Regions from separate parts of the Homo sapiens genome. Here region 2 is linked to region 1. A link is an interaction called in ENCODE POLR2A ChIA-PET data of the cell type or tissue named here. Cell type or tissue: A673. All regions are shown on one strand. Links, peaks and the distances in the headings refer to the core of each region. The heading gives the core; the rest is flanking DNA. Region 1 overlaps SYNRG (synergin gamma). Region 2 overlaps TADA2A (transcriptional adaptor 2A).

What was found. Peaks named below come from ENCODE experiments on the same cell type or tissue, not always from the same donor. Only the 100,000 strongest peaks of a DNase experiment are listed, where the experiment ranks them.
Region 2: POLR2A ChIA-PET joins it to region 1 with 15 read pairs; 3 of 35 experiments call an interaction of 5 or more read pairs at or near these places.

What each region holds. Positions count from the first base shown.
Region 1 is chr17:37,519,389-37,522,300 of GRCh38, forward strand. SYNRG (synergin gamma) reads right to left here. Exons shown (of 22, transcript NM_007247.6): 20 at 1,150-1,260; 21 at 791-826. Among named protein-coding and RNA genes, the nearest start is that of DUSP14, 31 kb to the left of the region's middle. In A673, for the core only: no CTCF peak of the experiment used is centred there; no DNase peak of the experiment used is centred there.
Region 2 is chr17:37,444,789-37,447,700 of GRCh38, forward strand. All of the region lies in intron 8 of TADA2A (transcriptional adaptor 2A), which reads left to right. Among named protein-coding and RNA genes, the nearest start is that of TADA2A, 39 kb to the left of the region's middle. In A673, for the core only: no CTCF peak of the experiment used is centred there; a DNase peak (open chromatin) is centred at 1,463.

The sequences.
Region 1 (2,912 bases), core at 105-2,604:
ATAGCTTTCATCCCTCACTGTGCTGAAGGAAGCCCTCCTCCTAAGGCCGGCATCTGACTACAGCATGCAATCCTTTACACTCCTGTAGCTGACCACAAGCCTATCATGACAAAAAATTACAAGAGAGTTAGAGAACGAGAGAGTTAGAAAACGAGAGAGTTAGAGAACGACAGATAACAACTCTTAGGGTCTAATGGCATTGACCCTAATGCCTAATGAATCTACATTATCAAAAAGTCCAAACAGGTATGGAGTTAAAAAAAAATGCCTCGAAATGAATGGGCATTAAACACATAAGAATTATTTCCAGATGAACAGGCTTATCAGTAAGCTACAGTCAGCCATGGAAAAGTAGAGTCCAAACCTCAACCACTTCCTGGGGTTAGTTTTCTAATATGCACTGCAAATAAACAAAACTCTAAAACCCAATTTGCTGCTTGTCTGTTAAAATGGCTAAATGGCTACATCCTGAAGCTCTTTGATCTCCATCTGTGTGTCACTACAACTTCCAGGCTTCCAGAAGTTGCTCATTCTGTCACCCCATTCATCACAGAGAAAAATAACTGCAACACCAGAAGCCAATTATGTGAAACAAGCATGCAAATAAGACAGAAGTGGACCCACACAGACACATTAGGAGACTCCATCAAACATTATGGGAACAAAACTGACTCAGTGAAGGATTCATGATTGGAACAGTTCAGGATGGCAATGGATAGAATCATCCAATTTGCCCTCCACACTCAAAATTAAAATGGAGACGCTAAGATAAGGTGTAACTGGTTCATACTTTTTTAGGATGTTCTTCTGCAGGCTTCTCTTCTTTCTGAAATAACGTTGAAACCACAGGTCAACAACATTCCCAGAACAGGGCCTCTTGCCTCCAAACACATCTTTACAGGTTCACCCTTTTCCCCTGACCTCCCCACTATGCACAGGGTGCTGCAGGCATGAGAGCCGCGTCCATTCCCTCCACAGCTCCCCCGCTGCCCTCTCGAGGGAATGTGTCTGCTCCTACCATCAGCTTTTAGGACTTGAGAAAATCCCCACCTCTGGTCACAAACTCTGCAGTAAAGTGGGCCAGATGAGGTTGTCCAGAGTCATGTTAGGGAAGCCCTTTGCTGTCTGCAAGGAGGCTGCGTGACTTACCCGGCTCCTCGAGTCCACATTCAAGAGGCACACTCCACAGGCAAGCTCCTGAGCATTTTTAATCCCAGGCCGTAACATACAGGAGGAAAAATCCAGCGAGTTTTCATCTGGCTGTGAGGACGACAAGACAAATGGGTAAGAAGTCCACAAGTCCACACGCTGTTCACTTCACTCCCTCATCACTCACCCCCAGCAGGCCTAGCGGCAAGTACAGTACTCTAACACCACCACTACAAGAATTAACCTCCCACACATCCACTGGGAACCTGCCACGGTTCCAGGTGCTAGGAAGGCCGGCACCAGTACAACACGCCCTCTGACCTCTGAGAACTCAGTCTCAGGTGGGCGCCAGGGGAGCCCGTGCAGTGCCATGAGTGCTGGGTGTGCTTACTTGGGGGAAGTCCTGAGTGCCAGGGCACAAGGGAGCGGCACTTAGCCCAACTCGAGGAGGATGGGGCCTGAAGCCAGAGACTGCGTCCTAGAACTTTTTCTTTTCTTTTTTTTTTTTTTTTGGAGACAGAGTCTCACTCTGTCGCCCAGGCTGGAGTGCAATGGTGTGATCTCAGCTCACGGCAACCTCTGCCTCCCGGGTTCAAGCGATTCTCCTGCCTCAGCCTTCTGAGTAGCTGGGATTACAGGCGCGCCACCACGTCTGGTTAATTTTGTATTTTTAGTAGAGACAGGGCTTCACCATGTTGGTCAGGCTGGTCTTGAACTCCTGATTGCAGGTGATCCACCCGCCTCAGCCTCCCAAAGTGGTGGGATTACAGGCATAAGCCACCGTGCCTGGCCTGCTTCCTAGATTCTAAAATCACCTTGGCTGAGTGTAGATGGGAGCTGCTAGGTGAGGGGGACAGGAGGGTTGGGTGAGGTAGGGGAGGGAAGGATATTCTATGCAGAACAAGCAGCACAGGCAAAGGCTCTGAGCTAAAGATGGGGTATGGGAAGGAATCTAGAGGGTGGGGGCAGGGCCCAGGGAAAGAGGAGATGAAGCCGCAGCACGAGGACTCCAAGGAAGATAAGGAGCATCCTGGAAGCCACTAAGGCTTCCAACTGGATCACGACAGGCCCAGGTTCGTATTACTGACAGATCCCTCTCGCTACAGTATAGGCAATGAATTGGGGGTGGCAATCCTCAGGGCACAGGCCTCAGCCAGAAGTCTGCTGTAGCAGTCCTGGAGACAGATACCGATGGTCAGAATGAAGGCAGCGGCGGTGGGGAATGGAGAGAAATGGGCACGTGAAAGAGCTGACGAGGCAGGAGAATGAGCAGGCCTGGGTGACCTGCTGGATGGGAGAGGTTGGGGGACCCGGGCAGCTGAGAGGATTCACCATAATAAGACACGTGAGAGAAGGACCAGGTTTGAGGATGGAAGCTGAGGAGAAGAGTTCAGTTTGGTCCAAGCTGAGCTGGAGCTGCCTGTGGGACAGCGAAGGCCACATGCTATATAAGCAGGTGGTTGGATACACATACAGGCCTCCTGCTTGTGGAGAGATCTGAAGGTCACCAGCTAAAGACCATAAATAGAACAACAGCTAATACGCCCTTACTTTCAAGCACTATACTAAGCTCTTTATATGCATTATCTAATTCACTACACACACACACACACACACACAATGGTTAAAAGGGTAGGTCTCAATCTTGGAAAGCCGTCCAGTCACTCTGTTGCTCAGGCTGGAGTACAGTGGCGTGATCACAGCTCACTGCAGCCTTGAATTCCTGGGCTCAAGAGATCCTCAGCCTCTCAAATAGCTGGGGC
Region 2 (2,912 bases), core at 283-2,782, 74 kb before region 1:
ATGTTTATCGAGCGCCAACTGTGTGATGACACTGTCTTGGGTGCTAGGAATTGAAGGATGAATAGAACATGTCCCCTGCCCTTATAGAATTCAGAAATCTAGTGGTTAAGTTGCTGAACTTACTGTGTTGTTGGATTTTGACCACAGTGAATAAGACTTGTGATGAGGGTAAAAATATTGATTATATAATAGTAGTAGGAAATATCTGTTGGACTGTGTGATTTTACTTTTATCTGAGGTAAATCTACACTAAGGTAATTGGTTAAATGGCCCTCACTTGCATTCTTAGAAGGAAGGGAATCAGTTTGAATTCTTGGGACTTCACTAGCAACTGCTATCACTAAATGTTCACTATATTTTGTTACCCGGAATTTCCCCTAGCAAGGAAAAAGAATGGAAATTCCTCAAGAGTTTTTAGGCCCAAATGGGGAATTTCTTGTTTCTCAGGACTGTTGAATTTTCAACACTGCTGGATTCTTTTTTATGTTTGTTTTTGAGACGGAGTCTCACTCTGTTACACAGGCTGGAGTGCAGTGGCGCGATCTTGGCTCACTGCAACCTCTGTCTCCCAGGTTCAAGGGATTCTCCTGCCTCAGCCTCCCAAGTAGCTGGGATTACAGGTGTTTGCCACCATGCCCAGCTAATTTTTGTTTTTTTATTAGAGATGGGGTTTCGCCATGTTGGCCAGGCTGGTCTGCAACTCCTAACCTCAAGTGATCTGCCCGCCTCAGCTTCCCAAAGTGCTGGGATTACAGGCGTGAACCACCACGCCTGCCCCAGCATTGCTGAATTCTAATCTTTGATTAGCCCTCTAAGGGTTTATGTTAACTCTTTTCCTAAAACTTATGTGGTGAATGCCAAAGAGCTGTTAAGAGTAGATAGTTAGACTTTGAGTCCCTTTTTTCCTTCTTTCCATTTTCAGTGAACTACATACTAATATATACTAATACTACATAATAATACCCAATACTTTTTTTTTAATTTTAGTTCAGAATTGAATATGATACAGTAGATCAGTAATTCTCTATTGGAATCTGTATTTCCCAAAGAGCATCTTCATGATTTCTGTTAAATTTACATCCCAGGCAGGAAAGACAAGTAGAGTATACTTGTTAAATTATAAATCAAGTTTTCATATTGCATGGACTGGTACACTGTCCCTAGAAGGGGAACTTGATTCTTTTCTCTCCATAGAAGAGCTGCCTGGATATTTGTTATACCAGATCTAAGATAAAGAAATAGTCTTCCTAAAAATTTTACCTTAAGAAATTTTTCTCTACACATTTCTTGAGCGGTGGGTTTTTTTTTGGGGGGGTTTTTTTTTTTTTTTTGGCAACATTTTATTCCTCCTTTTCTCCCACACAACTTTAAGGAAAGTCAAAGTGACGCAGATTGAACTAAAAGAGGAAAGCTTGAAAGCAAACTACTTTAGCATTAACTAAATCCATTGTATTTGTTCAGTCTTCCGTGTCAGTCTCGTCAATCCCAGTGACTCATGTTATCTTTTCTCACCTCTTGTGGTGTTCCCTTTGAAGGTAGTATGCAGACTGCCATTCATAGACACCAGCTTTAATTGAAATGGTATTGTTTTCTGGCTTGTATCTTTCTTATAGAATGCCAGACTACTCTGCACAAAAGGGGCAGCTTCATAAATATCATTCTTTTAGATTCTGCTCAAAAATACCAAATTTTTGGCTGGGCATGGTGGGTCACACCTATAATCCTAGCACTTTGGGAGGCCGAGGCTGGCTGATCACTTGAGGCCGAGAGTTCAAGACCAGCCTGGGCAACACAGTGAGACCCTGTCTCTAAAAAAAAAAACCTTTAAAACAAATTTTTAAAATATTATTATTGTTTTTCCTCCTCCTCCTCCCTGCTTTTTATTTTTACCTATATATTTATTTTTTACAGAATTTTAAAGTCAACATCTATAATGTTAATAATGGCTTGACTTGGTGAATCACTTCTCTAGAGCCTAATCCAAGGTCTTCATTCATACTTCTCAACATTATTAAGAAAACTATAGTAATGGTCGGTGTTTAATTTCATTCTTCATTCTTCATGGGAGTAGGACTTGCAGTTCCTTCTGGTTCACTTGGGGTCCTTTTTGTAATTAAGTGGGGATAAAAAGAAACAGAAGCAACTGATTGATCAGCAATTTATAGTTCAGTTAGCTTTTCAAACCCATAACATACTTTAGGTATTTGTACTCTCCCTGAAGTTTCTATAGCCCTGTAAATTATTGATTTTCATTTGAGCTATAACTGGAACTTATGTTATTAATCTTTATACATAGTTAGCTTTAACACAACATAAATAATAATTCTTTCCCTCTGCCCCATAGTAAACTGTAAGATGTTTAGATGAGTGCTTTTATTTTTTATTTTTTTTGTGACAGACTCTCACCTTGTTAGCCAGGCGGGAGCGCAGTAGCGTGATCTTGGCTCACTGCAACTTCTGCCTCCCAGGCTCAAGCGATTCTCGTGCCTCAGCCTCTGGCATAGCTGGGATTAGCGCCACCATGCCCAGCTAATTTTTATATTTTTAGTAGAGAGAGGGTTTTGCCATGTTTGCAAGGCTGGTCTCAAACTCTTGGCCTCAACTGATCTGCCCACCTCTGCCTCCCAAAGTGCTGGGATTACAGGGGTTAGCCACCGCGTCCGGCCCTAAATGAATGCTTTTAAAAAGATGATAACACTTCAGATTTGGGTATGGTTGGCTCACACCTGTAATCCTAACACTTTGGGAGGCCAAAGTGGGAGGATTTCTTGAGCCCAGGAATTCAAGGTCAGCCTAGACAACAAAGTGAGACCCCCCACCTCTAAAAAATAAAAAAGATGATAACAGTTTAAAGAAGCTTGTCAGCACTACAGACCAAAGGAATGACTTGCTCATGCCACAGAGAGGTATTT